Linked DNA regions of Homo sapiens: region 2 is linked to region 1. Evidence: chromatin contacts called from ENCODE Hi-C or POLR2A ChIA-PET data. All regions are on one chromosome and are shown on one strand. The core of a region is the stretch at or near the end of the contact, and the rest is flanking DNA. Distances in the headings are between cores, read along the strand shown. Region 1 holds the start of DDX54 (DEAD-box helicase 54). Region 2 holds the start of RFC5 (replication factor C subunit 5).

What was found. A loop is a pair of places that touch in the nucleus more often than their neighbours do. ChIA-PET counts read pairs that join two places held with the same protein, here RNA polymerase II (POLR2A). Pooled maps may share reads with other maps.
Region 2: a map of naive thymus-derived CD4-positive, alpha-beta T cell shows a loop between it and region 1 (17-fold over the local background). The contact joins the promoter of RFC5 here to the promoter of DDX54 in region 1. A Hi-C loop is called at or near these places in 1 of 168 maps with a recorded cell type or tissue (naive thymus-derived CD4-positive, alpha-beta T cell) and 8 of 50 pooled maps. POLR2A ChIA-PET finds 5 or more read pairs at or near these places in 2 of 52 experiments (Panc1 and activated T-cell).

Annotation. Positions count from the first base shown.
Region 1 is chr12:113,182,577-113,187,988 of GRCh38, forward strand. DDX54 (DEAD-box helicase 54) reads right to left here and starts at 2,902. Exons shown (of 20, transcript NM_024072.4): 1 at 2,702-2,902. The coding sequence starts at 2,875. It overlaps RITA1 (RBPJ interacting and tubulin associated 1), which reads left to right and starts at 3,145. Exons shown (of 4, transcript NM_032848.3): 1 at 3,145-3,445; 2 at 3,609-3,740; 3 at 4,107-4,472. The coding sequence starts at 4,171. RefSeq lists enhancers at 2,719-2,798, 2,836-3,485, 3,486-4,136, 4,137-4,786 and a silencer at 3,289-3,428.
Region 2 is chr12:118,013,656-118,019,093 of GRCh38, forward strand. RFC5 (replication factor C subunit 5) reads left to right here and starts at 3,048. Exons shown (of 11, transcript NM_007370.7): 1 at 3,048-3,237; 2 at 5,417-5,438. The coding sequence starts at 3,173. RefSeq lists enhancers at 379-548, 2,756-2,925, a cis regulatory region at 464 and a silencer at 3,290-3,339.

The DNA.
Region 1 (5,412 bases), core at 1,652-4,151:
TGAGACAGTCTCGTTCAGTCACCCAGGCTGGAGTGCAGTGGCAGGATCTTGGCTCACTGCAGCCTCCACCTCCTGGGTCCAAGCAATTCTCCTGCCTCAGCCTCCCAACTAGCTGGGACTACAGGCACATGCCACCAGCCCGGCTAATTTTTGTATTTTCAGTAGAGATGGGGTTTCACCATGTTGGCCAGGCCGGTCTCAAACTCCCGACCTCAAGTGATCCGCTCACCTTGGCCTCCCAAAGTGCTCGGATTACAGGCATGAGCCACCACGCCCAGCCTCCTTTGGTCTTTTCAACACTTTTTTTTTTTTTTTGAGACAGAGTTTCACTCAGTCTCCCAGGCTGGAGTGCAGTGGGGCAATCACGGCTCACCTAGCTCAGGTGATCCTCCCACCTCAGCCTCCCAAGTAGCTGGGACTACAGGCACACACCACCATGCCTGGCTAATTTTTGTATTTTTTGTAGATGCAGTCTCGCCATGCATGTTGCCCAGGCTGGTCTCGAACTCCTGGCATCAAGTGATCCTCACTCCTCGGACTCCCAAAGTGCTGGGATTACGGGCATGAGCCACGGCACCGGGCCAACAACCTTTGAAACATATATAATCATTTACTTGCCTTCTACGGATGTGGAAACGGGCACAGAGAGGTTAAGCAACCTCTCCAATGTCCCACAGCCAGTGCAAGGTTGGGCCAAATTTGAACACAGGGCAGTGCCGTGAGAAGCCCTTGGTCTGAACTACACTTAGACTCCTCTTCTTTGGTAATAACCACCTCTGCCCGCCTGTGCTGTTCATTACCTTTAGTAGTTTCTCTACATTTGTTGAGCACCTACTGTGTGCCAGGTACTGGCTAGGCTGGAAGATGAGAGAGGGACAGTGGGATGAGGTCTCTTCTAGTTCCTGCCTTGGAGTGTGATCCTTTCTCTTCATATAAATGTCCACTTACTCATCTTGCCCTGAGCCTACCTGGTGCCAGGCACCCGCTGGGAACAGGACTGTGGGAAATAATGGGCGCAGCCCTTCTGCCCCATTGGTGCTCACACCCATCCCTTCATGTGCATACACATGACATTCAGTAATGGAAACGGCACAGGCCTTGGAATCAGACAGTCTCAAGTTTGAATCTCCTGGCTCTTGTACTCACAAGCTGTGAGGTCTTGGTCAAGCTGCTTTCTCTCTTTTTTTGTAAAGATGGGATCTCCCTTTTTTTTTTTTTTCTTTTTTTGGAGACAGAGTCTTGCTCTGTTGCTTATGATGGAGTGCAGTTGTGTAGCCACAGCTCACTGTACTCTCCGCCGCCCAGGTTTAAGTGATCCTCCCACATTGCCTCTCCAGGAGGTGGGACCACAGGTGGGCGCCACCAAGCCAGGCTAATTTTTATTTTTTGAGACAGAGTCTTGCTCTGTCACCCAGGCTGGAGTGCAGTGGTGCAATATCGGCTCACTGCAACCTCTGACTCCCAGTTTCAAGCGATTCTCCTGCCTCAGCCTCCCGAGTAGCTGGGATTACAGGCACATGCCACCACACCTGGCTATTTTTGTATTTTTAGTAGAGACAGGGTTTCACCATGTTGGCCAGGCTGGTCTTGAACTCCCGACCTCAGGTGATCCGCCTGCCTCAGCCTCCTAAAGTGCTGGGATTACAGGCGTGAGCCACCGCGGCCATCCTAATTTTTTAATTTTTTGTAGAGACGGGGTCTGCCTATGTTGCCCAGGCTGATCTTGAACTCCTGACCTCAAGCAATCCTCCCACCTCAGCCTCCCTAAGTGCTGGGTTTACAGGCGTGTAGCCACTACACCAGGCCTTTGACTATTTCTTAACCCTCTAGGCCTCAGTTTCCTCCTGTAGAAAAATGAAGATGACAGTTGCTGGTGGTGTTAGCACAACGTTGGTGTGAGGATTAAATAATAAGGCTCGTACAGCTCTTAGCATGGAGCCTGGCACATAGTAAACGGTCAACAAACACAAACTGGCCGGGCTCACGCCTGTTAATCCCAACACTTTGGGAAGCAGAAGTGGGAGGACTGCTTGAGGCCAGAAGTTCGAGACCATCCTGGGCAACATAGGGAGACCCCCGTCTCTACAAAAAATTTAAAAATTATCCGGGCGTGGTGGCGCATGTCTGTGGTCTCAGCTACCGGAGAGGCTGACGTGGGAGGATCGCTTGAGCCCAGGAGGCGGAGGCTGTAGCAAGGCGTGGCTACACAACTGCACTCCGGCATGAGCAACAGAGCAAGACTCTGTCTCAAAAAAAATTGTTTTAATTCGTTTCCCAGAGGTTTGGAGGCGTCACACTGTCTCAAGCCACGCAGTCTGGCCTCCCCTTAATTCAACCTCCCAAGAACGCTCCAAACTCTCAAAGTCAGATCTTCTGCACCCGCACTTTTCATTGGGCGAAAGGGAGCCAGGATCCGCCCCACGAGCAGGAGGCAGCCAATGAGAGACGCGCGACCAAAACCCGGCAGGAAGGCCCGCAGGCTCCAGCCCCGGGATCCCAAGGCTCTGGCCGCGGAACCCTGAGCCTGACAAGCCCCGAGACACGTGCTCAGGCCGGCGGTCCCAAGACCGGTCCTCGGGTCGGCAGCCTCCCTCCCCACACTCTGCGGAGCCCAATCCCCAGCTGGGGAAACTGAGGCCTCGAGGCGCTGCCCGGAGCCGGGTCTCGGGCCCGAACATGCGTCCCAGCCCCACGCGCCTACCTTCCGGGCCCGGGCGTCATCTTCCGCCTGGATCTCAAACTCGCCGTCCTCCGAGTCGCTGCCGCGGGCCTGGGAGGCCGCGCCTCGGCGCTTCCGGAGCCCTTTCTTCTTCCTCCACTGGGCCATGGCAGCTCGCGACCGAGGTCCAGCCGCCGGGCCCTTGTCGGCCGCCATTCGGGCCGCGCGCTGGGAACGCAGAAGGGGGCGTGGCCTGAGGAGCGCACCAACTGCGTGGGGGGGGGGGAGGTGCGGTGACCACGTGACCTCCGCTGAGCTTTCGCCAGTGCCTGCGGCCCTCGGCGGCCTAGTACACACGCACCTGAGTGAGTGGCACCAGAGGACCCTCTCCATGTTTAGGGACCTCCTGGGCCTCAGGAGCGTGGCGCCCGCCCCTGGGCGGACTCCCCCCATCCGCGGGCGCGAATGGTCCGGGCCGCGTCCGCAGTGCTGCTGGCTGCTCCCTGGTTGCTGGGTGCAAAGTGCTGGGTTCTGGGTTTCTGGATTCGCGGGCCGTTCACACGTAGCCTGTGCCGGCTCCTCGGGTGAGTCCGTCCGCGCGCGGTGCCCCGGGACGGCCTAGGCTGCCGGGGGTCCGGGGCCCCAGGCATTCCGGGCTGCAGATTGACGGGGATCCCGGATGCACCGCGCGCCCCCGCGCCCTCACCGACGGGTCCAGACCTGGTGGGAAGAAGGTGCGGGGACGGGTCCCTGAGGATCCCGATGCCTACGAGCCAAGATGCTCAGGTAGGAGAACAACCCAAAAATGCAGGGACCTCGGGCACTTTTTAATCGGGTCATTGATTTGGGAGTCGCAGAATGTGGGGCGGTGGGGGCGGCGGTGATCTCCCGATAGCAGTGTAGCCAAGTACACAAGCTCTGGACTCAGATTTCACTTCCACCGTTTTAGCTTTATAGGTGTGACCTACACATGTGACTTCACCTCAGTTTTGTGATCCGTAAAATGGACAAATTCGAAGCTACTTCACAGTGCTGTTGAGAGGATTAAATGAAACAATGCTTGTAAAGCTCTTTGCAGGAGGTAGGCATGGGATCCACGCTGGCTGTCATTGCCCCCACCCCCATCAGTACACATAGGAAAGTGCCTGTCTCCCCTACCACCATAGTGTGTTTTCTGGTTGGTGCCTAAATAGACACAGGTGTCATCTCTCCTTCACCGCCAGAGTCATTCTGTAAATAATTGCCAGTAGCCCCCCTTTCACCACCATTATGACAACTAAAAAAAAGCCAAAGAAATTTCCAAAATGCCCCCTGAAGTTGACAGCTCCCCTTTGAGAGACTGGTTGAGAGAGAACTAAACCCTTGGGATGAGAACTTCAGACACTACCGGTCTTCCTCCATTAGCACTTCTGTGGCTCAGGGGTGCTACTCTGACCTCCTCTCACAGGGAGCCTCGGAAGCAGGGCCTGGCCGGCAGAGCACACCTGCTGTCACCAGGGACCACAGGCAGCATGAAGACCCCCGTGGAGCTGGCCGTCAGTGGGATGCAGACCCTCGGCCTTCAGCACCGCTGCCGAGGTGGCTACCGGGTCAAGGCCAGGACGTCATATGTGGATGAGACTCTGTTTGGCAGCCCAGCAGGCACCCGGCCTACCCCACCGGACTTCGATCCGCCCTGGGTGGAGAAGGCTAACAGAACCAGAGGCGTGGGCAAGGAGGCATCGAAGGCCTTGGGGGCAAAGGGGAGCTGTGAGACCACCCCCTCAAGGGGCAGCACCCCCACCCTCACACCAAGGAAGAAGAACAAATACAGGTAATGGGGTAGGGAGATGCAAATCCTGTACTCAGTGCAGCCACCTGGATTCCAGTTACAGCTCTGGTGTTCACCTGCTCTGTGACCTTGGGCAAGCATCTTGACCTCTCTGAGCCAGTTTACTCATGTGGAAAATAGGACCAATTATTCCTACCTAGGGGGATTGTTGATGGATTAAATGAGAGAGGGGTCTGCAGTGCTTCGCACAGTAACCTAATACTTAGAAAGCTGTCAATAAATGGTAGTGTTGATGGTTGTGATGGTGAACTCCCTATCCCCAAATGTCACAAACTGGGCATCTGAGGCCCAGAGGAGTCAGCTGAGGCATAAGATCACAGAGAAATTTGCATAAGCTTATTAATATTAATGTGTTCGATCCTTGAAATGACATAGATGTGGTGTTTCTGAAGTCATTTTGAAAATGGGTTTTGGCCACATGGGGTAGCTCATGCCTGTAATCCCAGAACGTTTGGAGGTTGAGGTGGGATCACTTGAGCTCAGGAGTTTGAGACCAGCCTGGGCAGCGTGGTGAAACTGTGTCTCTATAAAAAATGCAAAAATTAGCCAAGTGTGGTGGTGTGCGCCTGTACTCCCAGCTCCCGGGAGGCTGAGGTGGGAGGATCACTTGAGCCTAGGAGGCAGAGATTGCAATGAGCTGAGATCACGCCTCTGCACTCCAGCCTGAGTGACAGAGTGAGACCCTGTCTCCAAAAAAAAAAAAAAAAAAAAATTGAAAATGGTTCTTGCTGCATTTTTATGAACAAGTTAGAAAAATAGGAACTAATGCAAATTGTTATTGTTGTTAATTAATTAGATTAGAATTAGATTATTTGGACTGTTTCAGATTAATATCAGCCTGGAGGGAGGTGTCTAGTGGTGAGCCACAGGGCTCTGTCCTGTTTATTGTTATCAGTGGTTTGGACAAAGACACAGAAGATTA
Region 2 (5,438 bases), core at 1,798-4,297, 4.8 Mb after region 1:
TGGCTCGTACCATGATGGTAAGGATGGCCTTAACCATCAATAAGGGCAGATTATGGCATAGTTCCACTAGCCAATCCTTTGGGTTTTGTTTCAGAGGACAAATTTGAAACCAGAACAGTTTGGGTGGAGAGTGTTAGGAGGGAAGGGAAGAGTAGGGTGGCGATGTATTGGATGCTGCACATTTGTTCTTTCATTTAATCCTTACAACAATCTTTGAGTAAATATTATTGGATAAGGAGAGAAGAAACCTGCCCAAGGCTAAGTGGAAAAAGTGGCATCCCACCCCAAGGGTACCTAATGCTTGGCAAGGAGCAAAACCACTGAAGGGAGAACAAATCATGAACAAAGAGAGAAGGATCCAGAGTCCACGTGGCCATCTTCAAAAGTTTGCCTTTGCCTTGCAACTTAAATTGCCTTTCTCATGAGAAGCAAAAACATTCAAATGCACCATTTTCCTGGCATGTAGGAATGCTTTGGTCTACATGTTCACTGCACTGATTCTAATAATTCTTTAGCCTTTATAATTCTTTTCATTCTCCTGGAACACTTGAGGATTTGGGGACTTGCTTAGGTTTCTCTCCATAGGCTGTGTAAAGATTTTTAGAGTTGAACTGATTCGAGGCAGGTCTTCTGACACCCAAAGCAATGCTTTCTTGATGACTTCTCCTTTAGTTTCAAAAGCCACTGTATTAGTCCATTTTCATACTGCTATAAAGAAATACCCAAGACTGGGTAATTTATAAAGGAAAGAGATTTAATTGACTCACAGTTCTACATGGCTGGGAAGGCCTCAGGAAACTTACAATCATGGTGGAAGGCGAAGGGGAAACAGGCACCTTCTTCACAAGGCGGCAGGAGAGAGAAGAAAGAGTGAAGTAGGAAGAGCTCTTTATCAAACCATCAGATCTTGTAAGAACTCACTGACTATCACAAGAACTGCATGGGGGAAACCGCTCCCATGATCCACTCACCTCTCTTCCTGGACACCTGGGGATTACAATTCAAGATGAGATTTGAGTGGAGAAACAGAGCCAAACCATATCAGCCACCCTTTAGGATTTTACCCCAGTGTGAAGCCTGCGTCTCAACAATTAGATCGTTGGTGAGGAGGGTATAGCACCATTTATTTCTTTAGTAATCTTTCATAATTTTGCTTAGTTATTGTATCAGTTGTTTTCTAAAATTGTATCAGCTGTTTTCCTTTATTTTTATACCCATCACTTGTATTTTATGCCTTTTAAAAAACAGAAGTGGGCTGGGTGTAGTGGCTCATGCCAATAATCCCAGCACTTTAAGAGGCCCAAGGCAGGCAGATCACTTGAGCCGGGGAGTTAGAGAGTGTAGTGAGCCGTGATTGTGCCACTGCACTCCAGCCTGGGTGACATAGTGAGACCTTCTCTCAAAAACGAAACAGAACAAAACCCCAGGAGTGTTCAAAGACCCCAGAATTTGGCAATACATGACAAATATTTAATGTGTTTCTATAACTTTAATTCAGAGGCATCTATATCTCACCTCAGCATGTGTCAGCAAATTAATTGTAAACATGTGCTGATTTTTAGCCTTAGTATTTAAGAAAAACTTGTTAATCATTTATGATTCCCTTCCTGGAGATAAAAATGAATAAAACCAGTTTTATCTTAAAAGAAAGAAAGAAAAGTTTAAAAATGGCATGCTAATGATCTAAGCCCCCAGTGTTAAAGTTTCCTGGGAGCAAGCAGAGTAGGGGCACTGTCACATCACAAGCCCTAGCTGATCCCCTTCTTCGGGGTCCCCAGGCAGGGGCTAGGGTGAAGCCATAACTGCCATCACATACTTGCCACTGTCCCTCTGCTGTGTTCCTGAAGCAGGTGACAGTGATGTAATCCTATGCAAAGAGTATTGCTACCTCCTAATCAGAACACTGCTGACCCCAGGCCAGCCTCAAAAATCCTCCAGGATTTTTGTCTTCCTCATCATGTTAAAAGAAAAAAAAAAAGAAAAGACTTCAATATGGATGCTTTGCATGCTCATTGCTGGAAAATACAGACCAGGCCAGGCGCAGTGGCTCACGCCTGTAATCCCAGCACTTTGGGAGGCTGAGGCGGGTGGATCACTTGAGGTCAGGAATTCGAGACCAGCCTATCCAACATGGCAAAATCCCATCTCTACTAAAAATACAAAAATTAGCCAGGCGTGGTGGCGCGCGCCTGTAATCCCAGCTTCTCCGGAGGTTGAGGCAGAGAATCGCTTGAACCCGGGAGGCAGAGGTTGCAGTGAGCCGAGATAGCGCCACTGCACTCCAGCCTGGGTGACAGAGCAAGACACCAAAAAAAAGAAAAGAAAATACAGACCAACAAAAAAGAAGAAAATAAAAGTGATCTAGAATTCTCCTCGCCTCAGGAAAAAAACCTAAAATGTTGATATCGATTCTCCTCAGTATCTCAGATCACAAGGACCTTGTCCTCTGTGTTCATGAACTAGACCTTCCAGCGACACAGATTAACCCAACTGGAAGTTTCTGTTTGTTTTTCTCTGGAGTCGTTTTCTGGAGGTTGGTTCCCTAAACTTTTTGGGCGAGGGGCACGGATTCCGGAGATAGGTAGGTTGCAGTTGTGTTTGTTTGGGGTTGTTTTCATTTCCAAATATTCACCTCCCAGCTTGGGGGCCGAGAGGTATCTCAAGCCTTCTTTCGCAAAGGCATCTATATTCAAGACCCAGCCGTTTTACTCGGTGTTGTTTTTTTTCTTAGATTTTTTTTTTTTTTTTTGAGCCCCGGCAGCTTTTGTTCCTTTGAATTTAAGTGTTTGAAGCTTGGCGATGGCAGGAATTGGCTTTGGCCTTGAGATCTTAATATGTAATGATGACTGGGGCTGCAGGGGGCCCTGCCTCTCCCGCTGCCCTGCTCTGGAAGCGCCTGGGTATCTGAGAGTTCAGAGCAGGCTGGAGGGGCGGAGCTTGGAGGGACGCTGGCGGCCCGCGCCTCCGGTAACCTAGCAACCGACGCCCTAGCAACGCGAGGGGGCGGGACCGAGGGAGGAAGTCGGAAACTGGTGGCCGCGTCTCGCGAGAGTTGCTTTTGCGCGCGAACTGTAAGTGCCAGGGTCTCAGGGTCAGGTCGCGGCTGGTCACTGTGCAGGCGCTTGGGTGACGCGACGATCTCAGCGGATCTGGTCACCTTCGTCTCCCCGCCATGGAGACCTCAGCACTCAAGCAGCAGGAGCAGCCCGCGGCGACCAAGATCAGGAACCTGCCCTGGTAGGAGGAGGCCGAGCGGCGGCGGTGGGCAGAGGGGGCCAGGCGGCCGCGCGGGGAGGAGGTGGCTGGGGTGGCAGGTGACCGGACCCCAACCCGACCTCTTCCCGTCGTCTCCAGGCCTGCAGCCGGGACCGACCTGCAGAGGTTTCCCCCGACACCCCCCAGCTACCCAGACTCGTCCGTTCTGTTTAGGGCTTTTGCCAGTTCTCACCCTTTCACCCCCAGCTCCATTTGCCGAAGAAGAAGGCGGCTTTCGCACCTGGTGACAGCACAGGGGTTCGATCCCGCGTCTCCTGACGCCTGCAATGGCCTCCATGCCAAAATGCCCTCTTCCCACTCTTCAAAACCTGCGATGCGACTATTGGTCACATTTTAAACTAGTAATAACGCTCCCTGGTCAACTTTTATTGAATGGCATATTATTAGATTAGCAGACGCCCTGTTAGATGTTCGATCCTTACAAAGACCGTAGGAGGTAGGCACCGCTTCAAATTTTACACAGGAGGAAACTGCATTTTAGAAAGATGTAATGACTTCCCTATGGTCCAAGGGAGAAAATTGGCTTGGAGGTGAATCTAGGAAGTCTGAATTCAGATCTTGTACTCTTAACCATCCTACTTAAACAGCTATGTTCTCGCAATGCTTCCAAGACTTTGAAGCAATTTGGCTTGGCTTCGAAAAGCTGCAAGTTGTCATTGTCTAGTAACTAGTTCAATTTGTCTTTATTGTGGTTAAAAAAAACCCAGAAGATTGACAGTTGTAACTATTTTATGTATTTACGTATTTTTTTTTTTTAGAGACAGGGTCTCGCTCTGTCGCCCATGCTGGAGCGCAGTGGTGTGATCACAGCTCAGTGTAACCTCAAACATTGGGGTTCAAGCCATTCTCCTGCCTCAGCCTCCGAAGAACTGGGACTTTTAGAGGCGAGCTACCAAGCCCATCCTGTAACCATTTTAAAATGTACAATTCAGTGGCATTAAGTACATTCAGAATGCAGTGTACTGTTGTGGAGTCTTCCCGCTATCTAGTTCCAAAATTTCATCACCCCAAATGGAAATCCTTTACCCATTGACAGTTACTCCCCATTCTCCCCTTCCTCTAGCCCCTGGCAACCACTAATCTGCTTTCTATCTATGGATTTGCCTATTCTGGACATTTCATGTAAGTGGAATCCTACACTATGTGGCCTTTTGTGTCTGGTTTCTTTCACTCAGGATCATGTTTTCAAGGTTCATGCATGTTGCTGCTTGTATCAGTAGTTAATTTCTTGTTATGGCTGAATCATATTCCATTGTATGGACAGAAGAGATTTTACCTATCCATTCTTCTGTTGAAGTCTATTTGGGTAGGAGTTCAGTTTCAAATGCACTTTGCAATAGTAGGTGCCCATCAGGTTGAGATTATAGGCAAACAGCTGGAAAGATGAAGTTAGAACAGAGTTTTCAACCTCAGCACTATTGACATTTTGGGCCAGATACTCTGGGTGGGTTTAGGGGAGCTGTCCTGTGCACTGTAGCATGTTTAACAGCATTCCTGGAGACTACACACTGAGTGCCATAGGACCCTCTGCCCACCTGTGACAACTAAGTATGTTTCTAGATATCACTAGATGTTCCTAGGAAGACAAAATCACCTGTGGTTGGGAACCACTGGTCTGTTCAAACTTAAAGTGCTTTCTTATTCTTCCTTTTTAAATTAGGATATGAAAGGATTCTGTTTTTTTTTTTAAGACAAGGTCTCACTCTGTCGCCCAGGCTGGAGTGCTGGAGTGCAGTGGTGCAATCTCGGTTCACTGCAACCTCCGCCTCCCGGGTTCCAGCAATTCTCCCACCCCAGCCTTCGGGGTAGCTGGGGCTACAGGGGTATGCCACCATGCCCAGCTAATTTTTGTATTTTTTGGTATTTTTTATTGAATGGCATATTATCGGGTTAGCAGACACCCTGTTAGTTGTTCTATCCTTACAAAGACCCTAGGAGGTACCCATAGAGACAGGGTTTTGCCATGTTGGCCGGGCTGGTTGGTCTTGAACTCCTGACCCCAAATGATCCACCCACCTTGGCCTCCCAAAGTGCTGGGATTACAGGCATGAGCCACTGTGCCTGACCTGCAAGGATTCTTTTGCACATAAAATATTCTTGCATTTATATATGTCATAATACATACTAAATTGTATTTCAGGGTTGAAAAATACCGGCCACAG